4 separate regions of the Homo sapiens genome follow, and all the other regions are linked to region 1. A link is a loop called in an ENCODE intact Hi-C map of the cell type or tissue named here. Cell type or tissue: natural killer cell. All regions are shown on one strand. Links, peaks and the distances in the headings refer to the core of each region. The heading gives the core; the rest is flanking DNA. Region 1 holds the start of ETS1-AS1 (ETS1 antisense RNA 1). Region 2 overlaps LOC124902787 (a long non-coding RNA gene). Region 3 overlaps FLI1 (Fli-1 proto-oncogene, ETS transcription factor). Region 4 has its middle 57 kb from the start of LINC02725.

Region 1 (7,828 bases), core at 1-5,000:
CGAGCGCGGGGCCGGGCCGCGACCGCGGAGGAGCAGTGCGTGGAGCCCCGGGCCTCGGAGCCCAGGCAGGGGCGGGAAGGGCCGGGAGCGGGTGTGCAGGCTGGGTGCACAGGCCGCCTCCACCGTTTCGGGAAAGTCCGTCTGATTCTCCACGCATTCTTGAGGGCTTGGTCACCCGCTCTCGCCCCCTCCCAGTAGCAGCATAGTTTTCCAAGTGCGTGTACATCATTCATTCACAAAGACTGACACACAGGACGTGAGGCATGTGGATGAAGGCGAGCGTGCAGGCAGGCGCAGGGGATTCGTGAGCCCGTGTCCTCAAAGGGCTTTAGGAGTATTGGACTCCAGCCGGATCTTGAGTCAGGGCGTGTGTTTCTGAAGGAGGCTTCAGTTTTTCAGAGCCCACCCATGTAATGCTCCTGCGTTGGCAGGGGAGTCCAGAACGGGACCCCAAACTAGAACCCAGCCATGAGCTTCCGTAAGCTTCCAATTTACCTCCAGCAGTGGTTGGGTTGAAGGGGAAGTTATGATTTATTTCTAATTATTCTGTTCCTCTAATTATGTCACCATTGGCCAAAGCTTTGTCTTTCCTTTCACAGACTCTCCTCTTTTAGATAAAACTAACAACCCTCCCACGACCGCCACCAAAAAAGTGATGCAGAGGCTCTGTGGTTTTGAATTTCTGGAGTACATCATTGGCAGCCATGACAGAATCACAATGCACAGTTTCTGTTCCATTTGGGAACCCCCAACACTAGAGATAAAACAAAATGAACCCGAATAATTCATGGTTTGCCACTAATACATTGGTTGTAATAGAGATAGTTTGTCCTAATTAACAAATCAACCAGTACATGTATATATCTAAATACATAGCTAGAACCAGGCACTGAGCTCCATCTTTGATTAACAGAAAGATTAAACATAAATCTTCCTGAGCAATCTCAGAGAAAGCTATTTTTAATGTTTCCTGATTTCTAAGCACATTTGAACTCCCAGCATTTGACTGTAACTGTAACCTCTGCCTCTGGTAAGTTTTGACACACAGGCTTACCTTCATCTAATCCCAGTTTTGTGCCCTTGAAGCCTTAGTAATTTGCAGATTTCCCACAGCAAATCGGGGAGGAAGCCAGGAACAGAAAAATCTGTGGCTCCTGGTCTAAACTCCAGATTAAATCCCTCCTTAGTGACCAGAGGAAAATATTTGTATGTGATAGTCCTAATTTTTGAAAGAACAAAGACTGTTGCAATCCAGCTGTGTTTCCACAAGGTATGAGAAAACAATGCTGGCCTCCAGATGACAAGAACAGACCCTTCTGGTCCTGGGAAAAGCCTAGAGAAACAGCTGATGAATGAATTGTACATTTACACGTCCAAATGAACCACAAAAAAAAAAAGGTTCTTGAATCAATTCTGCCTTACTCACTATGAATTCATCAGGAGAAGAAGTGAACAAATCTAGAGTTGCTTTGGGGAATTTTGTTTTGTTGATGTTGTATTGAGAAAATGTTGGCATTTTTTAATCCAAGTGTGAGTACTTCTCTATTTTCAAATGCAGATTCCTCAGAGCAACTCCTTTCTCTCTTCCCCAGTTTGCTCCTCAACTTTCTTCCCCAGACTAGCCTAAACACTGCTGCTAACATCCACCCAAATTAGATACTAAAAAAGCCCACCATGATTAAACTGTAAACACTTTCCACTCTAGCAATGAGGAAAATTATTCTTTCTAATTCTTCCATAGTGACAACTCAGATAGTCAATCATCCGTTTCCTAATCCAGTCCTGAAGCACAGAAACAAAATGAGTGAATGTCCAAATCAAGGAATAGGGTTGCGTAAAGCAGCAGTTTGGAGAGATAGCCAGGCGCCACCACAGGCTGCCAGGAAAGTTACCTCCAGATGATATTAATTATGAATATTTATGCCATCAGAAGTTATGCATCGAACCCTGGATTTGGATGAAGAGCACTAATAAGGTCATGTTAAAATATTTTTTACATATTTAAGATATAATAATCTGATCAGGTCTGCCAGGGTCATGTTTCATTAATCTAATCAATGTTGATAAATGAAATTTTTATTCATTCTCTTTAGGACACAAGTAGATTTTTCTAAATGTTCATATGGACTTTAAATGATATTTCTATGTTATCATACGCTAAAACATTGATGCCTAGCCTAGTGCCTAAGACATTACAGAGCTCAATAAATATGTGTTGAATGATGAACTATCAACTTTTTGGTCACTATGGGCTTCCTAATTCAATGATTAAGTGAGTTTGATATGCTCTGGCTTGTGAAGATGAACTAAAAAGTGTCAGAGGCTGTGCCCTTTTCCCTTCATAGTAGAGCAGAACCTCTATCCCCAGCACTCACGTCCACTCGGTTACATGTATGCCTCAGTGTCCCCACCAGCCAAACAACAGCAGCCAAGCGTTGCCTTTCATCCACTTGGGCAAGATACTTCAATACCATATCTGGTTTTTAAGGCACTCAGGAAAAAAAAAAATCAATCAAATAAATACTTCTGTGCTTGTGCTTGTACTGCAGCAGTCTGTTCCTCCTGCATTTGGGAAAAAACAGAATTGTATTTTTAAGCATTCCTTAGACTTCGGCTAATTATATCCTACCAAGTGCTGAATTGCCTTACACTAGGAACGTGAAGTCAATAAGGGCCAAGAAAAGTCCGCAGGAGTTGGGGAACAGAAGAGTGGAGCTAGACAATAATATTAAGAAAATAGTCACCTTCATACAGGAATTCCTCAAGCACATGGAGTATGTAAAAAGCATACTTTCTTTTTTATTTATACTCCTCCCTCAACTCCACCCCAACTTCAATAAAAAAGAAATATAAATATACACTTAATGTTGAACAATCATGGAAGACAGACTTTCCCTCTCCAGAAGTGTCCTAGCATGTTATCTACTCCTGAGTCTTGAACTTCAACAAAACAAAGAATCTCTGAGTTTTGAGCTAAAATATGCTTTACTGAAGGTAGGTACAAAAACATTCAGACCACTAACGGCTGATCCAGAACCAGTTTATGACTCACAGATGTTGATTTACTGGTATAAATGTAAGATTTAGAAAAAAAAAAAAAAAAAAAAAAGCCCTCAATTAACAACAACCTGTCTGAGCTGCATTTGTGGTCTCATTTTTCTCTGAGAAAAGGCAACAGTCTCTGTCATACACAGAAACAAGCTTTGAAAGCTTACTTCTAAGGCAAGTGGTTTCTATGTGAGAAGTTTAGTCATTAAAAGTCACACTAGGGAAGAAAAATGCCTGGCACTTCAATATCTACATTATCAAGCAGCAATAAAATGGAAAATTAGAGATAGGAAGGAAAATTAAAATAACTCTCTTAATTAAACTTGGATGCCAAAAAGCCTTAGGGTCAGTTAAGGGACCCAAGCCAGGGGACTCAGATGGTACTGTTGCTGACTGCAGGCTGGCTCTGTGACCTCACCAAAGCCACTTAACCTTTTTGTGTCACAACCTCATCTCTGTTTCAGGGAATAAAATCAGCCCTAGCTCTCCCTAGAATGGAACACAGACTCATTGGCTATTGTTTAGAAGGCACAATAAACAATGAGGGTAGGAGGAGCTGCAGTCAGGAGGGAAGAAGGGAGGGTGGGGTGGGGTTGGGGGAGAGGGGAGGACTTGGGAGCCTGTTTGCCCTGGAAAGCTCAATATAAGAAAACAAAGAGGATAGTAGTGTGGGCTTTGGAATAAGACTCAGGTTCAAATTCTTACTCTACCAACTAGCCAGCTGAATTGCCACAGGTAAGTCATTTAAACAATCCCGAACCTCAGTTCCTCCATGTTTCAACTAGGGATAATAGCAGCACACACCTTTTAAGGCTATTTGAATGATTAAATGAGATAATGTATGCAAAGAATTTAGCACAGTGTCTAGGTGAGAATTAGTATTTGATTATTGTTATTAAGATCTAGTATACGGTAGAATATGTGGGAAATCACATTAAATGTCTGTCTACAGCCATCTCTTTGCAGAATAGCTTGGATGCTCAATTTTCCTGAACGATCTCCAGCGAGAGATAGAACAACTATCACCACATTTCATTTAAAAATCTCTTCAAGACCCTTCCTCAGTTCTTAAACTGGCAACCTGCCCAGCATCAGCCTCACTTGAGAAATTCGAGAACTACCTGATTGGAGAAGAGAACTAGATTTATATTTGTTTTGAGTCACAGAAAAGTGACAGTTTAAATTCTGAAAGAAGATCACATTTGTAGTGCCTCTTTGGAGACAAAACCTTAGGTCTTGGATTTGTCACATGTTAGAGCTCAATGGGAGTTTATCAGTGCTCTCCAAGTCCAGCACTCCTATTTACCAGAGGTGAAAAATGAGTGTGAGTGAGGAAATTATTATTTCCAGGGCCACACAATCTAAAAAAGTCAGTGTCAGTACTAGAACCAGATGCCCTGATAGCAGTTCTCTCCCTGGCATCTCCTTGCATTTACTTTGCATTTCACTTTGGCAGGAGAAGTACCAGACACCCTTGAGACACAAGACAGGATACAATGGACATGGGAGTAGATAGATGAGCAGACTCAATTTCTAGAAATCCAACTTCTCTACACTGGATGTATTGTCTTTGGGCAAATACATTGCAGGATAACCACACTATGGTTCCCTGTGGGAGACAGCTTGGCATGGGCTGTCAGGAGAGAAAGGGCCTGGGTTGGCTCTATTGCTGTCTGCAGTTTCTTTAGACTATAATTATGAACCATTCAACTGCATCTGCAGCCCCAACAATGTGGGGTGGATTGGCCTAATCCACAGACCAAGCGACATTTTAAAATCCAGCAGTTTAGACACGTATTCCTCTTGCAGCAAATCAAACATGGCTCAGACAGGAAGAGGTAAGGAGCTGCCCAAGGTTAGAGGGTTCTGAGGTCTCATCCACACTCAGTGTTGTGTGCTTCCCTGAAGCAGGCTGAGCATGTTGCCTGGAATTGCTGCAAATGCAGAATGCAGGCTACTCTGTGAGCCTTTGGGGATCATGTAATTGGGATTCCAATTTAAATTGTCCTGAATTGGACTCTTGAGGAGGTAGAGGGATAATGGCAATAGCACAGATGGCAAGAGAACCAACATCCTTTAATAATATGAGAGAAGAGGACAGCCAGTCTCCTAGAAGCTCTGCATCCCAGGGCTACAGGATTTCACCCACTGTCCAAGGCTGCAGGTGGTTTCATCCTGGTGGAAGGCTAAGGCCTTCCTCTGATCTTACTCTGCTTTTCTCTTGGGTTACAAAGACAACATCAAACTTCAAAACAGATGTTCTCTGCAGTTGTGGTTTGAATCTTACATTAAGACAATTTCACTGTGGAATCTTTTCCCCTCTCCCCACTACTTTCATTTAAAATGCCAAATCAATTGCCCCAAAAGACTAACATTTACCACCCCAGAGATCAAGAAGCAGAGATAAGTGGAGCACAAAAAGGAGAAATAGCCCTGAAAGGAAAAGGGACGGTGGTACAGGAGGAAGTAGTGGAAGGGAAGTCCTCTGAGAACAATGGAAGTGTAAGTCGAGGACAGAGAAGGGGAGGAGATGAGGAGGTAGAGTCACAGTGATTTTATGTTCTTGTCGTTCTGGGACTTCAGTCCCCAAGATTTCAAAATGCAGTTAAGACCTAGTAAAGTATCCCATACTTTAATTAATTGTCTTGCATGGCCAACAGTCATGGAACTACAGAAAACAGATCAATGGGAGGTCCTCATGCTGGAAGAGATGCAAAGGATCCAGGATAGAATGGAGGTGAAAGGATCTCAGGAGGTCACAGAAGACACAAGGGAAGGTCAAGCTGACAATCTAGGCAGAATATAGAGTGTGTTTCTCAGTCTTTTCCTCACATGGACATTTGCAGTACACAAAGAATTTCCCTCACAGAAGCTGTCACCCCACCCCTGCAAGTTGCCACTTTTCTGCTCAGCTCAAGAGCACACTCCTAGTACATATTTGAATATGCGTGTCAGTCTCCTACACTCTTTAAAGGCAGCAACTGAGGTTCAGTCATTATTACACTCCATGGTGTTTAGCTCAAGGTAGTAAGAGCCCCATAAATTATGTTCATTATTTAATTAATGAACAGTTAACTTCCTAACATCCCCGTAACATTTTTACAGAAAAATGAAGCTCAGATACCAGTTTTGTTTTGCCTAGTTCGGTCTGAAGTGAGACTCAAATTTGCCCAAAGTTTAAGATTAAAGATCCAACCAACTGACTCATTTCTAACTAAAAAGGTCTTCGTAAAGTTTTATTCTGTTCCTCCCATTCCTCCCATCCCCTTAAAGGAGAATGTTGCTAAGATCACAATATTCATTTTACTTTTTATCTAATTTTTTATTCTGAGACTTCATGTAAAAAATGACATTTGGCTCACCACGAAGTAAATCAGTTGTTTGATTGTCAGCCTGGACGTTTTATACATCACGCTATTCATATTCTCAGATGGCTGCTCAGAAGCAGTCTTCAGGAATTTCCGAACTTCGAGTTGAATCTTTTATTTCACTGGCTTCCACAAAGGTAAGATGTACAACTGCTATATACATTATTTGTAAGATAAGGGAAATACATGAAATGAACTCAATTTCCTCCATCTTTATGAGAAAGAATAGACTGTTACATGCTTTATGGTGAGCCAGGGTGCTTACTACAAATCCCTTTCACCTTCTCAAGTTTAATCTGTCAGGACTCCAGAAGCACTGTATTTTGAAATATATCTTCTGGCTATACAGGTGATTCTATATTGAGGAAGGGTATGGGTTGGAAGTAGAAATGGGGGGACATGGGGATGGGCTGAGAGTGAAGATGGGAATGAAAAGGACAGGGAGGATCAAATGGAGCTGCTACAATCTAGCAGGTGGCACAGAAATATAGAAAGCAGCCCTAACCACTTTTGTCGAAGTAGAGTATTGCTCTCTGCACTTTGTTGTTTGTATCTACTAATGGGTAATCAAGATGTTGGAACAGAAAAGGCAGCTGATCTTAAAGCCTAAAAACCAAGGAAATATTGGATTTGGTGAGGGCTCATGATTTCTCCTGAGTTCTGAGGGGGAATCATGAACACACATTATTTTACATCACTTCTTCCAGAACCAGTTCCGTATAAGAGCCCCAAGAAAACATTGATGTGTCACACTAAGAACAGCCTGCTTAGCCAGTAAATATAACATTCTTTGAGTATGTCACTGCAGTCATCCACAAACATTTTACTCAAGAATCTATGCCTATCTTACCTTAGGCATCCTTCAATGAGCAGCATTATAGTGTCATAATGAATTAATATGAATCCTAGCTTCACCAATGCTAACTCTACCAACAGAGGAAGTAAAATGCATAGCACTTTTTAAGTTCCCATGCTGCTTTAAACCTCTTTTCTGGTATGTACTCTCCTGAAAAGGGTGCACAGAATCTGAGTTTCATAAATATGCAGGAACATAAATTCATTAAAACAACTTTAGGGTGTCCAGTGTAATTATTCATATTTAGAATTTACTGAGCATCAAGCATGCCAATGATGTAAAGTTGACAGATTTGAATAAGAAGCTCAAAAAGGGACATGTCAATTTCTCCAGCGTTACAGCTCACATTTGATTCTCAGCTCTTAAGGACCAAAAAGAAATGAAGTCTTCTTTAATTTGCAAGCAGCCAGCTGTGCTCACTCCACATCTTGCATCAGCCCTGTGAAGGAGTCAGAATGTAGTGGATGGTCCTGCCCATGACTCATGAGGTGGAACAGACCCAGCTCACATCTCATCTATCTGGATTGGCTCCCATACAATAAAAATCTTTCTTCCG
Region 2 (7,828 bases), core at 1,061-6,060, 220 kb before region 1:
GTCATTATAGGAGATGGGTACTATGACCACCCACAATTTAAAACTGAAATGACCTCCAAGAGGCGATTTATCTAAGTGCAGGGTTTAGTTGGTGTAGAACTGGAGCTCAGACCCAAGACCTGTGCTCTCTGAGTGCAATGATTAAGGAGACTCTGCTTATTTGTGAATTAGAAACTGGAATTTGGCCCCAGGAAGAGGAGCTCTCCTGGGTGGTCAGGCTTACTATGGGGAACTCTCAATTAGATTTGAGGGTGTGGGCTAGTGCATGTTTTCCTTCTGGAAGTGAGGGCCTCTCGCAAGCACCCCATCATCTCCCTGACCACTCTGGCAAATTAACAGAGTGTTAATTTGTTTCATTTACTATCAGGGTGCAAGTTAGACGTAGGTGAGAAGAGACAGTGCCTGACAAATGCTTAAGGAAAGAGATGTGAATTCCCAGCTGTGTTTTCTAAGGTAATAAGATTCTTTCCAGTTGATTTACTACAGTGACCATAAATCTAGAAACAATATGTTCTTAAATATATTTGGAATGGCCACTGGGGAATGGCTGGTTAGCGTAGTACATGGCATGTGGGCTGAGAAGGGAATTATACATATCTAGGTGGGTAGATGACTAGGTTAACCAACTGTTCTGCCTCATTCCCCGGCTTAAATGTACTAGTGAAAACTGAGAGAAGGGCAGGGAGGTGTCCACGTTCCAGGCAACATCATGGTCCAGTCCCTGTTCTGAAGACGTGTGCCTCATGCTTAGTCCAGAGCCTGCAGTCAAGAAAATCACCCTGTCTGACCCAAGGAAACAGCTCAGCCTGGTCAGAAACAGGCACTCCTTTAAGTGGCTGTGAGAATCATGTGTGCTTGTGTATTCACATGCTTGTGGCTCATTTAGTCCCAGAAGGAAAGAGGGGGTGGCAACGCAGGTTATTAACAGGATAGGCTGAACAGCAGGACCGGTCTGTGGCTGATTTCTGCTCTTCTCTGCCTTCTTGACCCAACCTCCATGCATGTTTCTTATTATGCTGTGGATTTGTTTTGCACTGATGGGTGGGAAAAGACCGGTGAAGCAATAATCGTGTAAGTGAAAGCAATGACTCTCTGGTGTCCTCTACAAATTTCCCACAGTCTTTGCTAAGGCCTCAGGGCCCTTCAGGGTTTAGAATTACAGCTTTCAGTAAATCTCCTTAGACTCACACTCACATGTGCTGTAGTGAGACAGCACCAAATCTGTCCTGACAATTCTTCACAAAGCCAGAACCAGGCCCTCTGTCCAAACACTGATCGGTGATGAGGAGTAACTGTGACAATAGCAGCTACCATTTAGTGTGCAGGGAGTGCATGGCAGGCCCTATTCTAACCCCTTAAATGGATTCACCGATTTAACCCTCACAACAGTTTTTGGTAGTAAGTGCCATCATTATCCACCTTTGACAAATGAGGAAACTGAAGCACAGAGAGAGGTGAAAGACTTGCCAAAGCTAGTTATCAGAAGAACCAGCACTCAGGCCTGGACAGTCAGATCTTAACCTATAAGCACCACCACTTTTCAGGGACCCAAGAATGAAAAAAGGACAAGAGTTTGGAGTTATTTCACTTCAACCTTAATATCACCAATTAAGGAAATGAAACATTCATTGAATAAGAACAAGAATGTTTTCCTTTACCAATGGAGACATTTTAAAGTAAGAATTGCACTTAGTTTCTGTCCCAATAGGGTTGCCAGCCATAAGTTTATGGTGTGGTTATCATATTTCAAAAGATTTTAGTGGAAAGATCTATGGGAAAACTGTTGAGTGGAGAAATCAGCTGTGTTTTGCCTATCAAGATGACACTACTGACCCAATGCAAGTTAGGCTTCTATGCTAAGTAATTTTTCTAGTTGTGTTGACAAGTTGTCTTGAACCATCCAAGCCTCATCTTTTCTTCCCTGTTGATTAGTTGGGGATGAGAGACAGATGATCTTGGTCTTTGGAGAAGTGTTTTATTTTCTTGTATTCAAAACTAAATAACCCAAATGAGGCAGCTTTGCCCTCACTAATTTTGTGTTTGTACCCACTGAACCATCCTCTTGCTTTCATAGGAATGAAGGAAAAGAACAATTTTGTGATGGTAGCTGGAAGCCTCCCAGGTATGGAACTTGAGCAAAATGCTTCTAGGAAGCATTTGGAGAAAGATAACAGCAGGTAAAATGCCAGTTAGAGGGTCCACTTATAAAGAAGAAGTCACAATTTTGATGTTTTCACCCAGCTTTTCTGTGGTCTCTTTTTAAAAAAATAAAAATACATACTTTTGATAACTTACTTTCTCTTAAGTGATAAAGTTCATGTAACTCTTGATGAGGTAAAATATATCCTAGGATAATATTATTCTAACCTGATTCTAAATCGTATGTTTTTTAAAAAAAATGTTGTAGTGTTAGTCAACTTTGGAGATCTAATCAATATAGACAGCTCTGAGGAGTAGATCACTTCCCCTACATTTTTCTTATTTTTTTTAAGAGCAAGTGTTCTTAAACTATTAGGAAGGTGTGTGTCATGTCATTTTTCATCTGTAGCCACATTTCCTTTGAAATTAAAAGGAGATAAAAGTCCCATCTGTATACTGCTAGCAGAAAAAAATTGCCATGAACTTTCCCCAAAGACATTATGAAAAGCCTTAACAACAAGCATACGTGAGAAAACAGCACACAAAAACCTTGGAGTCAACCTAAATGTCCATTAATACATAATATGTATATAAATAAATACAATAAAATAATATATAGCTGTGAAAAATAGAGAATAGTTAAATAACATAGAAACATGGCCATACTGCACTGTTGAGTGAAATAGCAACTTGCAAAGCAACAATATGTTAGCCCAGTTTATAAAAACAAAAATACATGTGTGTATATTTGTGTGATATGTGTTGTGATACGTGTAGAGAAGGACAAACTCAAAAGATTCATACAAAGCATACCAAGACAGTTTTTTCTTGGTTGTAAGACTGTATGATTTTCAGGCTCTTTTTTGTTTTGCATTAAATTTTGACTATAAAATGTAAAATAAATCCTTGAAAATCAATATTTTAAATTTTATTTCGCAGTACTTGCACTTCACTGTAATTCTTGGTGTTGCTATAAAGCTGGTTATATTTACTACTATAATTGATTCTCAACATTCTGTCCCATATTCAATTCTATGTAATGATTCTTATTCTGACCAGGCCTTTTAATAAAGATGGTTGCCATCTGGCCAGTTGTATCATTTAAGTTTTATCTTCTGCTGCTGATCATCATTAAGCTTTAAAAACCAATACTTTCATTAATATTTATACTTTTTTAAATTTTTTCAAGGTACAATAAATCATTAATTAGCCCATCTTCACGGTATGTTTTCCCATTTCCTGGGCTATGTGATTTCAGTCTAGCTGCAGTGTCTTCAAACTGCACCTCCTAAAAGCAACAGAATGATTCAACTGAACAACTATTCAACTATTACTTGACTATCCACAGGTGCAAAACATGACACCAGGAAGAGTGGGAACGACACCAATAAACAAAAATGAGCCCCTGATGTCAAGGAGCTCAGTCTAGGGAGCAAGAAAAACACAGGCATAAGTAATCCCAATGCAATGATTTGAAAAGCAGTAGACAAGCACTCATTCCAATTCCTAAATGCATTCTGCACCTCTGCCAACTTCTTACAAAATGCCCATTTGCTTTATTCTTATTGACATATTACAGATTGGAAATGTCTCAGAAAGGGAAAGCATGATACTGTACATCTTCAATAGACATAAATGCTCAGAAAGCAGGGACCTGCTTATATTTTCCTATGATGGTGACTTATTAACTAAAATCCAACCCACCCGTTTGGGAACCAAATTAGATAAGTTATCTCTTTGTGTCATCCCAGTTCACTGGCTCACCACTCTCTGGACATATAAACACTCTGTTTTATTTCGCAGATGAGGAAATTAGAAGACGGGGGAAACTGCAGCTTGTCCTTTTCTCCTCAAAAGCCCATTTCAAAGTCCACATTCGATTGCGGGATTACGCTTAAGAGGTGGGCTTCAGATCTTCAGTTACTTATCCAGCTGCAGGATGCCCTGCACTCCAGTAGGTGTTTAGAGTTTGAGACTGGACAAGTGAAGAGTCTCAAGGCAGAGCTGACTCCACCTACCGTTACACTGTTGAGCAGATGAGAAAACCAGGCTTAATGTTTGTTACCAGTGTCTCTTCCTATTTCTTACTGTGTGACAATGATCGGTATCTGGTTGCCTTAGAGACTGTCAGACCTGGCATCTCTGCGTATCTGCAGAACACTCAGTGGTTTCTGAAAACAGGTGTGGCCTGGTTGAGTGTAGCATAGCCACAAGTTTTTTTTTTTTTTTCTTTTTTTTTTTTGTTTAGGTTGCTTTGACTCTGGTGGCTTTTACCAACTTTCCAAATGTCACTCCCTCTACCTCAGGGGCTATTTGTCAAAGTTATTGGTAAACTAGTTTCTTACCTGTTTTTTCTCTTTATTTTAAGAGATAAAATACTAGATAGAAAAAAAAAGCTTACTGAAGCAAAAACTGGTTTTAAGTGACAATTGTGTGTTCGTTGTGGCTTGCACTTTGACAATTAGTTCTGGTCCTCTTGCTGATGGTGTGGCTTTTGAGGTAAATTGCATGAAGAAAACCAGTTCTCATTTGGTAAGCTCCAGTGGGTTGCAGAGTTGAGGGAGCTGATACTATCACCCACCACCATATATTTGGCCTTACTGGTATAGAGCTAATGACCAGTAAAGGTATTGAAAGTACATGGGTCAGATTAAGTAGGAAAAATAGACCCTATTCAGCTATGAACATTTCTCCAAAAAAAAAATGTACAAAAATGGAACTATTTGTAGAAAGTCTTAAAAATCAATGAATTTAGAAAAAGTTGGAGAAGCTGGGTATATTTTGAATAGAGAAGAGATAGTTTAAGGAAGTCAAGAGAGCTGACTTCAAATATTCAAAGAATAGCATGTGAATGCACAAATAACCATAATCTTTCAGGCCAAAAAAGTGGGCTGACGGCTTAAAAGGGGAAATAATTTGATCCCAAGAAGGCAATCCATTCTAACAACAAGAGCACATCTCACAGCAGTGGAACGGGTACCTCGAGACAATGAAAATTCCCATCTCAGGAGCCAACACCAGGTGGTGATTTGTCAGGCTTGCTAGGGAAGGATTCTTATAGCAGGAGGGAGATTGGATGAGACCTCTAAGGTCTTTCCCAAGTATAAGATGCTATCTATCTAATTAATTGTCAGTCAGACTCTTAGGGATTGTCCTGGGCTCTCATCTCTGTGTCGTTGAACTATAGATTCGCTTCTTCCTAACTGTGAGATAATTGAGTGGATTCACATCTTTAAGTCAGCATTCAGCAGAAAGCAGTGATGGTGGAGAGATAAATCCCCAGACTTTCCATCTGATTAATTGCTGTCCCAGAGCCTTGGTTTGGGAAGATCCAGGAGACCATGAGGTTCATCAGAGTTGAGAGTTAATCCCACATGAAATCAACCACTTGCTTCCCCTGAGAAAAAAATAATAATAATTTCCTTTTATTTTCTGGGTGTTTGGGTTTGAGAATGGGTTTGATCTTTAGTGTTTTTTTGTTTTGTTTTATATTTGTCTATGTTTGGTTTTAGGTCTGGAGTTCCAAAATGCAACATAATAAACACTTGCATGTCCAAAGCACTTTTGTCTGTTTTGCTGGTGAGAGTTGAAAGCAGACAATCTGCAGTCAAGTTTTGGTGTCAGATCAGTCCCCTGTGTAGCATGTAGTCTTGTGCATGCTGCTTTATTTTCTGGGTCGCCATTTTCTCATTTCTGAAATGGAGTAAGCACCGTTTTATAGGTTTATAAGAATCCAATGAGAAAATACATGTCAAGGTACTTTCTATGCTTTGAAGCACCTTTCAAATTTTAGTTAGGGTTATTTAAGTTTTCTGAACTGTGTGTTGTGGTCAGTGTAAGATATAAAAAGCTCTCTTCACTCCTTGCATTAGACATTTTTTTTTTCTCAGAAGTGACATTTCTTGATCTTCCCATAGGTTCTGTAGAAAAACAAATGATTGATTAGAACCATTGTTTTGGGTCTGCACTTGTAAGTAAAACAGAACATGAGTGAACACCTGGAAAATTATGTCTTTCTCAAACTTTCAACTCTAGGTTGGTATAAAATGACCAAATAGGCAAGCAGCAGGAACTATTGAGTTTCATTAAGCAAGGCTAACAACTAAGGTAATAAGCCTGGAAATTCACAGGAAAAGGAGATTCTCTCTATCAAACCCAAAGCTTTAAATCTTAGTGTTTATTAATGATTAGGATTTGACACCCCATAATTATTTTTGCTCTAGAGGGAAAATGTTCATAGAGAGTCCCTCGAACACCAGGCAGCAAAAGGAAACTCCCCCAGCAGAAGACAGAAAGCATTTCACAGAATGGGCTTAGCAGAGCTTCTCACGTGCTTGTGGAAAATAAAATGTGTGACCACACTGTACTAATAATCTCTACAAATAAGTATGTTGTTGCTTGATTCAGGCCTTGTGTGCATAACATTGTCTATATGTTTTGTTTTCTTTAAACAGAATCATAGAAGATAAGGAGCCACAAAGGTTCACTCTGTTTTCAAAGGTGCAGTCAAAATGTTACACTTCTAAACTGTGGCAACGAGACACACCCTGAAGAAAGAGAGCGTTACACCTTCACAAGAAAACAGAGAAACCAAGATACCTTGTGATGTCTTGTACATACCAAGAAAAATATGTCCTAACCTTGAAAGCCCATTTTGGGTGTGAGTGGAACCACATCATTACAAAACCAAAAAGCTGTATCTTTCTCATCCACTATACCCCTTCTTTTCCAAATGGACACCTGAGACTTTGAGCTACTTCATACAACAGAGTTTCACACTGGGACCTCCCACGTCTACCTGCATTTCAGGCCCGAATCTTTCCTGGCATCAGATTTATCATCAAGAACCTTTCTGTGGTTCATTTCTTGGGGCACAATTCTCTCGTGATGGGGACTAATCCCGTCAAATCATCCATTTTTGTTAACATTAATTGTGATATCCATTCCAGGTATCTGCTTTGTGTATAAAAAGGAAATTTCTGAAGATACAGCTTTATGTGAAAAGGAGTGATTTTAGTTGCAGAGGTTTCATACATAATGGGAGGCTGGTGAAAAAGATTATTCCTTGCTGAAAAACTCTGGAAAAATCATGCCATACAGAAAGCTGTCCACATGGCCTATGCATGGATTCAGTGCTGTGGGGGAAGGACATACTCTTTACACTTTTACAACTTCCTGATGTGAGTGGTTCACTCACAGGAAAAGGGGCAATGCCTTTGTACTGACACTTTCACCCCAAGTTTCCAGCCTGTGGAGTGGAAGGTAAAACTAAAGGCGGGGTAATCAGGCCATCATGAACAAAAATAGAAAATAGTGTCTTGGCATGCAAATACTGTGAATTTCATTTCTCTCTCTCCCTCTCTCTCTCTCTCTCTTTCTCTGCCCCCCATCCCCCAATCTTTTGAACAGTTCCAATGTTACTAGTATATAATTATGACAACTGGGCTTAAATTGAATACTAAGTTAATGCATTTTGACACTCTATTATTCATTAACTAAATTTCAGTTATTTAAGCATGAGATTAACAAACACTTTTGAGCATCTACTATATACTAGGCATTATGATGATTACTGGGGATATAGAGAGACCAGATGTGGTCCTTTCCCCAAGGAACTTACAGTCTACTGGACAGATAAAAATGAACAGTAAATGAAAATGCAGTTGCCCTGAACTCAGGGTACTATGGG
Region 3 (7,828 bases), core at 1,304-6,303, 230 kb after region 1:
CAAGGAAGAGTTTTAAGTTTAAACTTTAAAAAGTTTTAAGAGTTTAAGTAAAGAGCTTTATAAGACACACATGAAGTAGCAACAGCTCCTCATGTGTAACAAGCTGCAAATAAGTGAAATTTCTGCCAGCTCAGCAGCTCCTCGCCTGCAGACAGCAGCAGCCACATCAAGTTGCCCAGACTCATTCCTCTTGTTTGCCTCCTCCGTCCCTACTCTGGTCTTCCCAGAGCAATTTGGAGAGGGCTCCCTACTACCAGTGGCATCATAAAAATGACAGTGTACTTGCCAAGGGCATGGTCTTGGGGTGCTCCTAAAGCTGTTGAACTGCAAAAAGGGGTGCCGTTTATTTGCAGAAGCCACAAGAATGCTCTCCTCCCCAACTCTGCTCTTTCACTTGGGTCTCAAATCAGCTTGTCTGGGGCCTTATCTCCCCAAATCTTTTATTCCACTTAGGGGCCCTCACCTCCCTTCCCTTGCCCATATTGGCTTTTCAAATTCAGCCCAGTGAGCCAGACAGGGAACTCTTCTCCTTCATCTTCTCTCTCTTCACAGCCCCCATGATCTATCTCTTCTTTTCTCTACATTGTAATGGAAAAAAAGCTTTTTGTCTAGCCATGATTGCAAATAGAAGGGGGATGTGTGTGTGTGTGTGTGTGTGTGTGTGTGTGTGTGTGTGTGCACATATGCATACCCAAAGCAGTATTCTCACGAGCTGTTAACAGCTCAAAGGAGTCATAGGTCATCATCAGAAAGGTTTCATGGAAACAGGAAGCTCTCAGGAAGATCTCACTTACCTTACACAATGGCAAAGATAATTGTGCATCAGGGTGAAAGAGTAAAGAAAGGTTACTTGCAGCAAAAGGAACCACAAAATTAAGGCACAGAAGCATACCTGAGTAGGGCTTGTCTAGTGGAGCAGTGAGAATAGTTAGAATTGGACACAAGTTGCAGCAAGAGGAAGTTGTGCAATGTAAGTGTGGCAGGTGGGACAAAGATGACCTTTGGAAGACAAGTGGCTGAGAAGAGATTTGCTGTGGTCCATCTCTAGGGAGCTCTCTGAGGTTTTTGAGCAGATTGTGGCAGGATGACAGCAGTATTCACAACTTGCAAGGGAGCTGGATCCAGCCAGGGAGCGCACAAGGTGTACTGAATGAGGGAAGAGCATGTCAGTGGGTCGTCAGGGAGGGAAGAGTCTCAGAGAGAAATGCCCAGACTGGACAGAAGTGTGAGGCATTCCCGGTGAACCGGGACGCTCTCCTCCTACAATGTTGCCACTTGATTGGAGTTTCCTTGATTGTGAACTACATTCTTAAGGAAACTTCTATTCCAAAATGAGTTCAAACTGGTTTTGTGCCCTTTCTACACCTACACTCTATCTCATCACTTGTTTTTTTCTAGCTGTGTACCACTCACTTCCTTAAGAAGTCTCTCCTGGGTCTGCCTCCAGAACCGCTGGCTTTGTGTTCTCTGTGTATTCTCTTTGCTGTGAGTCTTGATTTTGCCGTCTGCATGTCCCCTTGGCCAGGACAATCCTGTGTTCCCTGTTGCCTGGTCCACCCTCCTTAGGATAATGATGGGAGGAACTTTTTGCCCATCTATGGAGCATCACTGTGCCCAGCCCTGCCTCCCGGGCTTCTTTGCCTCTGATATTCTGTCATCTTCTCCCCCAACCTAGAAGAGGGAAGGGAAAGAAATTATTTTACTGGAAACTCCAAGGTTCATGAATGATAAACTAAGAACGTAAGCCATTCTCTACAGCAGAAGATGCTACCTGATTCCTGAAATGTCATCTGTTTTTGTAGCAGGACTGTGGTACATGTTCTTCACTCTTATCACCAAAAGACACTTAGGGGTCATAGGTGGTAATGTGTCCTCTGCTTCCAGTGCGGAGCTCAAGGAATTTCATGGAGTCAGGGACAGCTGTCTGAAAGGTTGCAATGTCACCCTTTTCAGCTCAGAACCATAATTCCTTGAGCCCAGATAACAGTTCAAAATTTAGGATATGAAGCCAAAGCTGAACTCTAGCTGAAATCAAGAGTGGATATAATAACCAAGAAACAAATGGTTCTGACAAGCACAGCTTTACTCTGAGCATGACTCAAGGGCATCTGGTAGAAAATGAAGAAGGATCCCAGCAGATGTTAGGGCTAGGGAGATCCCCTCGGTTGGGGGATGTAAGTGTTTTAATATTGTGTGGGCAACTCTGCTTTGAATGTATGTCTGGAGGCACCTACACCATCCAAAGCCTTCTGGTGCAAAAGCAGGACTCCTAGAGTATATTCCAGTATTTTTTCCCTGATCCCAGCTGAAAACAGCCATAGAAGAGCCTCCCTTTTTGAATTATGGCTGTCTGTCCGCTGGGGTGGAGAATGGCCCTGGGAGACAAGAGACAGCCCATGGAGCAGGTTGTAATTCTACAGGCATATGAAGAGCATTCATTCTGAAGAAGACATTCAATTCAGGAATGTGAATTACACAAGGAAGGTAGACAAATCCCAGCTTTAACAAGTGCTGTTCACCTATCACTACATTTTCAAGTAAAGGTGGTGTATCCATTTGCTAGGGTTTCCATAACAACATACCAGGGCTGAGTGGCTTAAGCAAAAGAAATTTATTTGCTCAGAGTTCTGGAGACTGGAAGTCCAAGATCAGGGTGCCAGCAGGGTTGGTTTTCCTCAGAGGCCTCTCTCCTTGGCTTGCCAATGACTGCTGTGTCCTCACATGGCAGCCCCTCTGTGCACACACTCCCCTGGGGGCTCTCTGTGTGTCCAAATTCCCTCTTCTTATAAGAACACCAGTCATATTGGATTAGAACCCACCCTATCAGCCTCATTTCACCTTACCTCCTTAAAGGTCCTATCTCCAAATACAATCACATTCTGAGTACTGCGGGTAAGGGCTTCAGCATATGAATTTTGTGAGGACACAAGGCAGCCCCTAACAGGTGGCCTAAGAGAATCTTTGTTTGAATGCTAATAATCATGATACCTAACATGTTCTGAGTGTGACTCACTATGTGCCAGAGACTTCTAAGTACTTTGCATGTATTATCACAACTATTATCACAATTATAGATTATATAATTATTGATTATATAGATTATAGATCAATTATAGATGACTACCATCTTCTCTGAAGACTTACTTTGGTGTAATTATGTGACTGTAGTGAACACTATGCCCTGGTCCCTGACCTTGGATGCCTGTGATTCGATGAGACATGGAATAATGGGAGACTCTTACCCTCATGTTTTGATTGGTAGCAGATCTCCGGAATGTGCAAAGTTTTTTAGTTGTCGTTGTTGTTGTTGTTTCGAGACTGTCGCCCAGGCTGAATGCAATGGCACGATCACGGCTCACTGCAGCCTCTACTTCCGGGGCTCAAGTGATCCTCCCACCTCAGCCTCCCAAGTAGCTGGGCACATGCCACCATATCTAGCTAATTTTTTCTTTCTTTCTTTCTTTCTTTCTTTCTTTCTTTCTTTCTTTCTTTCTTTCTTTCTTTCTTTCTTTCTCTCTTTCTGTTTTTGTAGAAACACAGTTTTGCCACATTGCCCAGGCTAGTTTAGAACTCCTGGACTCAATAGATTCTCCCACCTCAGGCTCCCAAAATGCTGGGATTACAGGCATGAGCCACCATGCCTGGCCAAGGCTTCTTTTCTTAATCCATGATCTCCCAAAGTCACACCCAAGTCAGTGATGGGATAATATGAGTGGGAGGACCCAACAACCTCTTTTGGAGGGTCTTGCCCTGACTGGCACTTCACGTGTCTGAGGTTCCTCTTTCGTCCTTTGGCTGGCTGAGTCATCAACATTGAGATCTACAGGATGCACCAGCACCTCCTAGAGGGCCCTCAGCAAACCACTGAGCATTTCTTACAAGCTACACCCCCACACCAGATCTTCTCATTTAATCCACCTATCGACTCTGTGCTAAAACTATTTTTATCCCTGTTACAAATAAGGAAACTGAAATTGGCCTGGCCACAGCCATGGGCACCACCCTTCCCTTGTGTGACCTTGAGCAGCACACCTAGCCTCTCTGGGTGGATCTCACTGGCCTTGCCTGGAAAATAAATGCTGGATCTCATCTCCCCTTCATTGCTGATGACTCCACTCAGCTCGTAAGAGGCATTTCTGCTTATGCCTGGAAAAATCTAGCATTCACACACCACCACAATACTATATTCCATGCCAAGTCACCACTATTCTTGGCCTCCCTATCCCCACCCTCCTTTTTGGGGGTCCCAGACTACAGAACCAATAAACAAACCCACTTTCATGATTCCTCCATCCCCACTCCACTGCCCAAAGTCCCTCCTCACCCAGGTAACCTGCAAACACCCATCTGGTTTGCATAAGGGCAAACCTGCCCCCTGGAGTGTGAGTCAAACAGGAACTTCCAGACAAGCTGTCCTGGGGCAGCCCTGGGCCACCTTGCCAGCTCAAAGCAAGAGTGTCACTTGCTTGGGTGAAGAGTGACACTGGGCTTTCTGTCTCTTCTCTGGCCCTGCAGGAGGCTCTGTCGGTGGTGAGCGACGACCAGTCCCTCTTTGACTCAGCGTACGGAGCGGCAGCCCATCTCCCCAAGGCCGACATGACTGCCTCGGGGAGTCCTGACTACGGGCAGCCCCACAAGATCAACCCCCTCCCACCACAGCAGGAGTGGATCAATCAGCCAGTGAGGGTCAACGTCAAGCGGGAGTATGACCACATGAATGGATCCAGGTAAGCTCACCAGGCCTGTGCAGGATTGGGGGAAGGCACAAAGTCGCCAGATCTGCAGCAAGTGGCTTCTGGCACTTAAGGTTTTTGCAGCAGATGGGGCTCTAGAGCTGGGCCAGGAAGCCTGTGTCAGTCCCTAGAGAGCTAAGGCAGAGAGGGCCACAGACTGATGATGGGGTGGAGTAGGGCTAGGAAGCCCCCCTGCCTCTCTGGGGCCCACGAAGCCCTCAGAGGCCAGGTAGGAGTCAGGCCCCAAGCGCCTATGCAGACACTCGTGGAACACTTATTTCTTGTTAATCCCAGGCCCAGGTCCAGTCCTGTTGGGGACAGCTTAGCAATAAGCTACTCTTCCCTGTCCTGTTGAAGATACTTAACCCCTCTGGGCAGGTCTCAGCAGAGCAAAGGTGACCAAACCATTCTTTAGTAAGAGTGGAGAAGGGATGAGGAAGGTGTCTACCTTCCTGTGGGGGCTCACTGTGTCTGGGAGGGGGCAGGCACCTGGAAGGCGTGCATGAAGTGGGTACAATACTGGGTCAGTTCGGGCTTTGCTTGTAGAAATGGAGACAGGAGGGTCCAGGGAGAGAAAATCACAGGGTCATGGAAGAGGACAGTGGACAGGCGGCCTCAGTTTTGCGTCCTGCCTCTGCCCCTTGGGCAAGTCATCGAAACCCCTCAGAGCACCAGCTTTCTCCCTTCTCAAACAGGACTGGGATATTCACTTCCTTATGGTCCTTACTCTAGCGTTACTCTGATGCCTCAGGGAAAGGACCTGGGATGGTGCCTGAGACGCGTTAGGAAAGTGCTCTATAGTGACAGTGATTGTTATGAGCAAAGACTTGAAAGACAGAGAACATCAGTCTTATTCACAAAATATCAGATAATCTACTGGGCCAAAGGCACAAAGAGATGAAAATAAAAAGCAACAGAGGGCCCTGAATGGCAGGCTGAAAACATGTGCCATTTATTCCACAGCCAGAGGCTGACTTTGAGCACCGATGTGACATTTAACCCAGAGGCTGACTTTGAGCACAGACGTGACATTTAACCTCATCAGAGCAGTGACTTAAGACTAGCGAGCTGACAGTCCTTGCGCACAGACGGTAGGATGGGAGAGTCAGAAAGACAAGTGAAGAAGTTAGTAAAATATCCCAGATAGGAAATAATGAAGTTCGGAACTAAGTGATGATAGTGATTTTGGAAAGTGAAAAGGACAGATACATAAGGGCGATAGCAAAGAGATGATTAACAGGGCTTAGGTGAGTAAAGTGTGAATGAAGGGGGTGCATGACAGGAAAGAATCAAAGGCGACTAAAGCCTGCACATTTTAAAGGCTGGTGCTGTGAGCAGCCGCAGAAAGGTGGCACAGGAAATGCTTTAGGATGGGATGTCAGTGTTCTCTTTGAGATTCCTTGTGAGCAATGGGTAGAACATCCAGATAAAAACGTCTACTAGGCTTTGGGAACTGAAGCTCAGATAATCTTTCAGGCCTGGAATTTACGTTTGGGCATCATCTCTAAGGAGTCTGAACTGTGAAAGTGGATGAGGTCACCGAGGAAACTAGTCTAGATTGAAGAGAGAGAAGGGAATGAGCATGGTTGGGAGGGAGAACTCCTCCAGAGCAGCTCATGGCCTCAGACCTGCCTGTGGGAACTGCCAGGCCTACCACATTTCAACCCTACTAACCAAAACCAGTGACTGGGATCTCAGCCACCTTTCCAGATCCCAGGATTTCAGGAAGGCTCAGAGGTTCTGAGCCTGCAGCCCCTCAGATGAATCTCTCTCCAGATGTAATTCTGATGGTGCCGGAGCTCCTAACAGTCGAAGGACATGGTGTGTTGAACGTTTTCCCATATTATCTTACCACTTGTTCCTCACCACTATACTAAGAAGTAGTTACTGTAACTTCACTGTTACACAGGAAGGCAAGCAGGGCTTTCAGGGGACAGTGCTTTGTCTAAGGATTTAAAGGAGGCAAAGTTGGAGCCCGAACCCAGGCGTTTGGTTCCAGCCCCACGTGCCATCTGTTAGGCACCTTTCTGCTCCCTCTGCTTGTGTGTCATGCTTTTGCACCACCACCTCATTCCTGCCAACGCCCACCTGGTGAGGAGGCCTATTCTACGATGCCTCCTAAATGGGGCCCTTCTCCAAGGAGCTCCCAATGCTTGTTGAAGATCCAGATCCCACTGGTGGAGATTCCTTTTTTTTTTTTTTTTTTTTTTTTTGAGATGGAGTCTCACTCTGTTGCCCAGGCTGGAGTGCAGTGGTACAGTCTTGGCTCACTACAACCTCTGCCTCCCAGGTTCAAGCAATTCTCTTGCCTCAGCCTCCTGAGTATCTGGGATTACAAGCACATGGCACCACACCTGGCAAGTTTTTGTATTTTTAGTAGAGACGGGGTTTTACTATGTTGGCCCGGCTGGTCTTCAACTCCTGACCTCATGATCCGCCTGCCTCGGCCTCCCAAAGTGCTGGGATTACAGGCGTGAGCCACCGCACCCAGCTTTGTTGGAGATTCTCTGGCCTGTTGTAACCTGAATCTGCCTACTCCTTACCTCCACTGCCCCTGCCTGGTGCAAGCCAGCAGCACCTCTCCTAGGCTTCTGCGGGGGCATCCTGCTCTCCCCACTTCCTCCTGCCTTCCTGAAGTCTATTCTCCGGACAGCAAGCAGCCAGAGCCATGCTTTCCTCGTTTGTAATCCTCTTGCTCAAAACTCTTCAATGGCTTATGACAAAATGCAAAGCCCTTAGTGTGGCCCCACCATCCCTCTGACATCCTCTCTACTGCCCCCTCCCTCCCACTTCTTCCCTCCGCGCCAGCCTCATAAGACTCTAGCTGCTGCTCCTAGACCCCCAGGCACCCTCGTGCCTCAGAATCTCTTCCCCTGAGCTCCTTCATTCTGGAACATTCCTACTCCATCTAGTCATATGACTCTCTCCCTCACGAGTTTTGGGTTTCTCTACCTGAACCTCACCTTTTCAGAGGCCTCCCCTGGCCACCTGATCGAAACCAGCGCCTCCTCACTCTTTACCCTGCTTAGAGTGTCTGTCCTAGTTCTTATCACCTCCCTCACTGACACGTGGGCAGGGCCTGAAACGGTAGGTGC
Region 4 (7,828 bases), core at 1,621-6,620, 490 kb before region 1:
TATGTTTTTAAGCACTTCCTTAACTTCCGGCACAACACGATATTCCTGGCACATCTTGTTCCTACTTTCTCTGCCATCACCCCGAGGATTCTTGTTTCCTTTTCATACAGAGACAGATTTGAACACTAAGCACCCTCATTGCTCCTAGGCTGTCTCTCCTTCTCGGCCCTCTCAATGGACAGTGTTGGGAATAATTGCATATGCACCTGCACATGCAGGGACAGTGCTACAGAAGTGTCTACACACATACACGCCATGTGCATTCCTACACACACACTTCTGTATGCACACGGGAGCAGGCACACATACATACACAGGGTTTAGACAGCATGGTTGACCACTTGTGATGGTGAATATTGAATGTCAACTTGATTGGATTGAAGGGTGCAAAGTACTGTTTCTAGGTGTGTCTGTGAGGGTGCTGCCACAGGAGATGAGCATTTGAGTCAGTGCACTGGGAGAGGCAGACCCACTGTCAATCTTGGTGGGCACCATCTAATCAGCTGCCAGCACAGCTAGTATAAAGCAGGCAGAAGAATGTGAAAAAATTAGACTGGCTTAGCCTCCCAGCCTACATCTTTCTCCCGTGCTGGATGCTTCCTGCCCTCAAACATCGAACTCCAAGTTCAGCTTTGAGACTCTGACTGGTGTCCTTGCTCCACAGCTTGCAGACAGCCTACTGTGGGACCTCACCTTGTGATCGTGTGAGTTAATACTCCTTAATGAACTCCCCTTTATGTATACATCTATCCTGTAAATTCTGTCCCTCTAGAGAACCCTGACTAATATACCACTCATACCTCTAATTTCCATTCATCTCTATATGATCTTTTTCTTCTCCTTGGGATAGAAGTGCACTACACTTTAATTTAAACCTTAAAACAAAGATTGCCCCCCCACCCGCCTGCCACCACCACACAATAAAACCAGAGGATGTGTGGCCGATTTGGCAACAAATAATAGATTTACGGTAGCAGAAACATAAAGTCACAGAGCAGGTTAAAACTGGAGAAAAGCAAATAAAAACAGCATTATAAATATCTTTCCAATGACTTATGCACTCATTTCAAAAAACATTTTTTCGGAATCAACTGTGTCAAGCACTATTTTAGGTATTGAGATATATCGGTGAACAGTTTAAAAGTCTGTCACTTTAAGGAACAGATATTCAAGAGATGTGAGACACACAGCATAACATTAGTACAAAAGATATAATAGGTGCTCATTTTGAAAATGCTACATGAAAGATCAAAGCAAAAAAAGGGGCATAGAGGTACCTCAATGGGCGTATTTCCTTATATAGAGGGTTTGGGGTGCAGACCTTTGTGATAAACTGATATGTGACCGGAGACCTAGAGGATGTGAAAGAGCAGCCGTGAAGATCTCTGCCTGAGGCTTCCAGGCAAAGGGTGGGTCAAGTGCGTCCTAGAAGGCTGTGATGGGGGACAGTGAGGGGCTGCTGTGGCTGGAGCCCAGTGACTGGGCAGTGTTAGGAGGAGTTGCAGGAGGCAGTGCAGGGTCGGATCCTACAGTGCTTTTCACACCTGTAAGAATTTGGCATCAGTGCAAGATGGGAAGCCACGGGAAGATTTTGAGCAGAGACATGCCATTGTCTGACCTGAGTTTCACCATAGTCACTCCAGCCATTCTGCAGAGGATACACTCACATGGACAAAGGGAAACAGGTCAGTCCAAACAGGGGGCAAGTAGTAGAAACCAGAGATGAACTTGAGACTCTCGCAGTCATTCAGAGATGACGTGGTCTGTACTGAGGTTATGGCAAATGTGTGCACTGTCTGTGTAGAGACAGATGTCCAGTCAGCAAGCATTATTGCATGTCACTATGTGCCAGGGAATGTGATGACTTCTGGGGAATACAAAGATGAGTGAGACACAATCACAGCCCTCACAGAGCTCACAGTCTTTGGAGAATGTGGTGGGCAAGGCAGACATGCAGGAGTAGGATGAGAGTGTAACCTGATAGGCCCTGAGGCAAGTCAGGAGCAGGCTGAGCCACAGGCTCACGTGTCCAGTGCTCCATATCCGTGGATCCCTGGACTCAGAGACAGCTTCAGACAGGACATGATTTCTCTTGAAATAGAAAGGAATCAGGAGCAAAGAAAGAGATTCTGGGGCTCTTGAGTGATAGAGAGAACATCCTTGGCTCTTGAATTTCCAGTTCCAGTCACAGCCCTCATTATGGCTTGCTGAGTCTGTCATTCCCTTGGGTGCCCATGGAATTGTCTGCCATGGTTTTACAACAAGCTCCCCTTACCTCATCTGCCTTGAGAAAGTTTCTGTACCTTGTAGCCAATGACTCTGGTCTGTGACATAGAGAAGATACGAATGCAGAATCAACAGCCTGATGCTGGCCAGGGCATATGCAGGGTTAGCATGGGGTGAAGGCAGGGCTGGTGTCCAGATTTCTGGCCCAGGTGTGACAGCAACATCATTTGTCAGAAGAAATAGGAAGAAGCTACCGAGTGTGTTCTCAGGTGTAATAAGTTTGAGAAGCCTCCAGGGTGCAGATGGCACACCTCGAGCTAAGGGGCCCTGGGTGTGGGAATGAGTTCTGGAAGGCTCCAGTAAGCATTGCCAGTGAAGCTGGGGGACCTGCAGGTAGAGGAAAAGTCAAGCGTGGAACTCCAAAGAATGTCTCGGTTGCACGCAAAAGAAGAGAAGTCAGGAACAAAGAACAGCCAGGAATGAACTAAGACAAACGAGAGAAGGAATCCAATAGACACCATGAGAGGAAAGCATTTCCAGGAGGAAAAAAATTCCAATTCCCCTTCCTTCTTTCCTTCCTTCCTTCCTTCCTTCCTTCCTTCCTTCCTTCCTTCCTTCCTTCCTTCCTTCCTTCCTTCTTTTCTTCCTTCCTTCCTTCCTTCTTTTCTTCCTTTTTGGGACGGAGTCTCGCTCTGTCGCCCATGCTGGGGTACGGTGGCACAATCTCGGCTCACTGCAGCCTCCATCTCGGGTTAAAGCAATTCTTTTGCCTCAGCCCCCCGAGTAGCTGGAATCACAGGTGCAGGCCACCACACCCAGCTAATTTTTTTGTATTTTTAGCAGAGAGGGGGTTTTACTATGTTGGCCAGCCTGGGAGCTCCTGACCTCAAGTGATCCACCCGCTTCGGCCTCCCAAAGTGCTGGGATTACAGGAGTGAGGCACAGTGCCCAGCCCAATTCCTTATACTTTAAATGACTCATTTGCCATAGCCCTTTTATTTCATATATTTGTGCAGCGGTCTTAACTCCCCCCCTAAGCTCTTGCATAGGGGCGGGGACCGCGGGCTCTCTCTGAATAGCAGCCTGAGCTGAATGAGGTTCACGGGGTGGCGAGCCAGCAGAGGGGCTCTGTGGAAGGAAAGATCCCGAATGCCCCTCTCATTCTGTGCATCCTCAGATGTTATTTTACTGACTGGAATTTTTTAACGGCTAAAACCAGGACAAAATATGCTTAACAATTCAATACATTTTCTTACAAATAAAAGGAGTAAAATAAATGTATATTCTCCTGCAGAGCTGATCTGGAAGCGTCCTCACACACCCCTTTGCCACCTGGTGGCATCCCCGTTTCTCTTGGATTCCTGAGATGTCCACTGATGTTGTTGTCAGAAAGCATTGAACTCTTCCCTCCCACGATGCAGCGTGTCTGGCTGCCTCGGATATTCACATACCAGTCCAGCTGCCCAGCTCTTTACCCTCTGATTCTTCCCTCCTCCTTCTTCCAAGTCAGAGAGGGACACTGGCTTGTTATCTTTGGGCCCGCAGGTAACGTTTCTACATCGTTCCGGGCCTCACTATTTTTCCCATGTATAGATTAAGGAGATTGTTGTGCTCATCTTTAAATACCCACCTCAAATATTTTCTCTTCCCTTAGCCTATTCCATCTTCCCTATGGGTCTGCCCCGAGAGCTGCTTCTGTGTTCCCAGCGCAACTGAGTATGGTGGCTGTCTCAGCCCTTACCACAGGGCACTGTGAGAGATTGCTGGCCTGTGTCCTCTCTCGATCAGTGAGCTCCTTGGATTCAGTAACCACGTCTTACATGTCTTTAAATCCCAATGATCTGGTTAAATGCCTGATGTCCAGATGCTGTTCCAGAAATGTCAACGCACTGGACCGACATTGGTCCAAGAGGTCACGAATGTACCTTCTTATCCTAAGTGCCCTGCTTTTCCTAATTCTTAATGCAAAGTCAGCTATGTGTCTCTCTATTTATTTTTTTATTGTATGAACAGCGTAAAATGTCATGGAAATTTTGTTCTGCATCTTATCTTATTCATCTTGGTTCACTTCCTTTTATTACACAAAACTTTCATGGTCATGTGGTAAGATATTACTCCACTCTTACAGAGGGTTAGCATTAAAGAAATAAGCAAAGGAAATGTCAAAGGTATTCTGGGAATTTAACTCAAATTATTGTCCTTCCTCATGTTGACCCCTAGGGTGAGCAAGGACTGTAAAATACAAAACAATGAATAAACAAATACCAAGGCCACATCCGTGGTATACAGTGGAAAGTGTGGTGTATATGACCTGTGTGTGGTGTATATATGTGGTGTATAAGAAGGTGTAGTGTATGTGGCTTGTGTGTAGAGGACTTTCAATATCTCTGACTGTTCTGCTCAGGGATACCCTTTATAGCCAATTCCAAGTGCATATAGAGCTTCAAAATCCCCAGGCAATACCACCCGTGTTAAATATCCTCTGACCAAGGGAGAGTATAGGCTCTGTGTGTAAGCTTGGAGTGGCTCGCCAAGATCATCTGTGTACAATCGTGTCATTTTTCATAAACTTTTTCTGAGTCCTGAGGAAGAAACAGCCTTGTGGCCACCATCCATCATTTCTAAAGCTAGCAGCAAAGCCATCCTTGGCAAGACTCCTGCTCTCTAAGCCAAACCACCAACAGCTACTCTTTCACACAAGACTTCCTGGCCTAACCTACACTCTGCTAACCACACAGGCGACGCCCTTCATGACTGTGTTGCAAGGCAGTCATCGCCAGGGTGCAGGCAGCTGGGGACAGAAGGCATATGAAACCAATTTCAATGTGTGGGCAGTAATTTGTAGAGCTTTTGTGGAGTGTGAATTGTGACAGAGGGTAGGGATGGGCTTAACACGGGTCAAAAATGGATGGTCTTTGTAAGAACAAGTTGGGGAAATGCGTGAGGATTTTATGGGGTAATTTTTATGTAATACTTTATTATCCTTTTCACACATATATTAGAAATTGTTGAAGCCATCCCTTCGCCCTCCATATTTGCATAGCATTTTATGTATTTTATATTATTTATTACGATCTTTCATGAATTAGTAATGTATATGCCAGTTTTCCCTGGTAGACCTAGTAGGAGAGGCATTACCATTCATCTATTTGTATCACTTCCACAGTGTCTGGAATAGTGACTGATTTTTGAGTGCCTTTTTAACATGAGTGACATTTTCCATGCTTAATTGATATATGTTTAACTTACTTAATTTCATTATTAAAATAAAGGTAAAGCACAAAACAAAGCGACACTTATTATAAGAAGTCGATGAGCAAAAGTAATCAATTCCAGAGGTTTTGAAGAATACATTCTGACTCTTGGTGATCATTTGTGTGTCATTTGATGAACATGTTTTGGATGACAGTTGAGATTTTTATGTCATTCAGTTTAATTAGCACTTCCATGTAGACTTTCATTTTAATAAATGTCAATCTTTTTTTTCTAAAATATTAACAGTACAAGGAAAGAAAGAGACAAAAGTAATAAAACCACAAATAGGACGACCGAGCTGGAGCTCAGCCATCTAACAGATGTTCCCATGCCAGCATCAACCTGGCTTCTCTCACAGCCAGATCGAAATCAGTCTTTACTTTCCACATGGACAGGAAGGTAAATATTCAGATAATGTGCAGAAGAAAGATTTAGCTGTGATATGATTTGAGGCTCAGGGAGCCTGGAAACAACTGATTATTGAAGCAGAGAGTGTTGAAATAACATGTTGTTTTAAAATTCTTCAGTGGGAGACTAATATTTCAACACATTTGAATGACTTCCTTGCAGCAAAATGCTTAGGCTTAAAACATGAAGCTGGATAAGTAACAGGAGCTTCCAAGAGAAAAATCACTCAACTTATATATACTCCATGGCCAAGAAATTCAGGGTCCGTAGTTAGACACGTTCCCAGCAAGCCCACCTCATGTTGTCTGTTCTCAAGAGGGATGACTTTGGGTTGGACCTACTTTTCAAATAAAACTGTTAGGTTAGTGAGAGACAAATTTCAGATTCCTAGTTTCTCATGATGCAATGACTGAGGAAATTAATGTTTAAATGACAAAATTTGATTTTCTGACAATTAGGGAAATAAAGATAAATACTTCTATCCAACCCCTACACAAATCCATACATTGATTGTACAGTGATTTAGTGAGAGCCTACATGAAATAAGTCTTGTGGCTAGAGTTTCATCTACTGAATTTAAGTGATGAATCAGTTGCATAAAATTAGAAATCCTCTAATTTGAGTAGAGAGAATATGATCTTCATTTTTATAATGAAATTGCTCGGTGGGGGGAACTACACTTATTAGATCAATGCCCATAACCAGAATGTTGGTTTTTTCCCAACATTTATTAATTCTTTACTTACTGTAAGACATATTATTATTTTGGCTTTTGTTTGCACGACCTTTTGTTTCTTTTAAAATTATTTTTTAATGTATTGTTAATATTATTTTTGATTGACAAAACATAAATATATACATTTATAGAGTACAATGTGATATTTGGATATACGTACACAATGTGGAATGTTTTGTTTCTGATTCTTCAATAGAAATAAAATGATAATAATTATTATTATAAAAGCACATGAAAGAATGGAAATTCCAATAGGCAATCTAGACTTCTAGACTGGAGAGGACTTTATGAATATCCCTAGGTCTCTCATGAATAATCAAGGTCTGTTGTATAAGGATTTGTGAGAAAACAAGACTATAAACAATGTGTTCTTGGGTCTTTACATTTGTACATAAAAAAGTCTTTCCATGAAGTAAGTATGATTATTTATTCTTCATGATGTCTATTAGAAGTGAAGGTAAATGTGAAAGTGGGTCTCTTTTTTTAAATGGTGATGAGAAGCCGGGACCCAGGAATACCAGAATCTTGCCCTCCAAACCATCTACCTTCCCAGCCCCCAATAGGATTCCCAAATGATCCCTGTGAAAGGATCAGTAGACAATTAACAAATAAAGTAGCATTTTATTGCAAGCTAGGTGAAGACCCAAGCCTAAAAACAGGGCTCTCTGAAATAGCTGGCTTGGCATATCTTGGCTTGAGCTAATGTCCAAATTGGGCTAAGGCTGGCATCCACCCACTCCAAAGCCCACACCTAAACTTTAGATCTCACTCCTATGATCAGCTTCATGATCAGGAAAGAAACCAAAGGATGTGGCACACAAATCAGTGGAGTAAATATTTGCATATGGTTAGAGAGAGAGTGAGAGGACACCACGGCTGCCCTAAATAATCAAGCCCAGGGGAGATGAAAGAGATAGCATGCCTGCCACATGCATGATTAATGGGCCCTGTCAGTGCTCACAGTCCAGCCCGACCAGCAACCCCACACCCCCACCACTTTTGGTGAGGGGAGCCAGGGTGGGATGGACAGAAAGGCAGGCAGTCCTCCCCATTTCCACAGCGGGGGTAGAGCAGAATGAGCCAGGACCTGGGCTTGCACTGATGGAAGCAGGCAACAAAGAAAAAAAAATAGTTACAACCTTTGGTGACCTTCTCTTCATGGCTCATGATCTGAGGACTGAGAACTAATGTTTCAAATCCATA

The links. Peaks named below come from ENCODE experiments on the same cell type or tissue, not always from the same donor. Only the 100,000 strongest peaks of a DNase experiment are listed, where the experiment ranks them.
Region 2: it touches region 1 in a loop (4-fold over the local background); 25 of 110 quality-filtered maps call a loop at or near these places.
Region 3: a loop joins it to region 1, with 2.7 times the contacts of the local background. A loop is called at or near these places in 11 of 110 quality-filtered maps.
Region 4: a loop joins it to region 1, with 4 times the contacts of the local background. A loop is called at or near these places in 5 of 110 quality-filtered maps.

The regions. Positions count from the first base shown.
Region 1 is chr11:128,522,533-128,530,360 of GRCh38, forward strand. The region is part of intron 3 of ETS1 (ETS proto-oncogene 1, transcription factor); the gene reads right to left. ETS1-AS1 (ETS1 antisense RNA 1) reads left to right here and starts at 3,610. Exons shown (of 4, transcript NR_120581.1): 1 at 3,610-3,783; 2 at 4,001-4,886; 3 at 6,479-6,553; 4 at 7,606-7,828. RefSeq lists cis regulatory regions at 1-936, 1-188 and a silencer at 1-272. In natural killer cell, for the core only: no CTCF peak of the experiment used is centred there; DNase peaks (open chromatin) are centred at 679, 2,429, 3,069 and 4,899; H3K4me3 peaks cover 716 bases; H3K27ac peaks cover 4,108 bases.
Region 2 is chr11:128,298,417-128,306,244 of GRCh38, forward strand. It overlaps LOC124902787 (a long non-coding RNA gene), which reads right to left. Exons shown (of 2, transcript XR_007062946.1): 2 at 3,911-6,059. Among named protein-coding and RNA genes, the nearest start is that of LINC02098, 94 kb to the left of the region's middle. RefSeq lists a silencer at 4,223-4,312. In natural killer cell, for the core only: a CTCF peak has its summit at 4,038; DNase peaks (open chromatin) are centred at 1,105, 2,575, 4,245, 5,939 and 1 weaker place; H3K4me3 peaks cover 823 bases; H3K27ac peaks cover 5,000 bases.
Region 3 is chr11:128,753,600-128,761,427 of GRCh38, forward strand. FLI1 (Fli-1 proto-oncogene, ETS transcription factor) reads left to right here. Exons shown (of 9, transcript NM_002017.5): 2 at 4,516-4,727. Among named protein-coding and RNA genes, the nearest start is that of SENCR, 61 kb to the left of the region's middle. RefSeq lists a silencer at 2,080-2,199 and enhancers at 3,826-4,085, 4,142-4,642, 4,643-5,143. In natural killer cell, for the core only: a CTCF peak has its summit at 3,854; a DNase peak (open chromatin) is centred at 3,822; H3K27ac peaks cover 890 bases.
Region 4 is chr11:128,034,885-128,042,712 of GRCh38, forward strand. No RefSeq gene overlaps it. Among named protein-coding and RNA genes, the nearest start is that of LINC02725, 57 kb to the right of the region's middle. In natural killer cell, for the core only: a CTCF peak has its summit at 4,407; DNase peaks (open chromatin) are centred at 4,557 and 4,957; H3K4me3 peaks cover 407 bases; H3K27ac peaks cover 2,721 bases.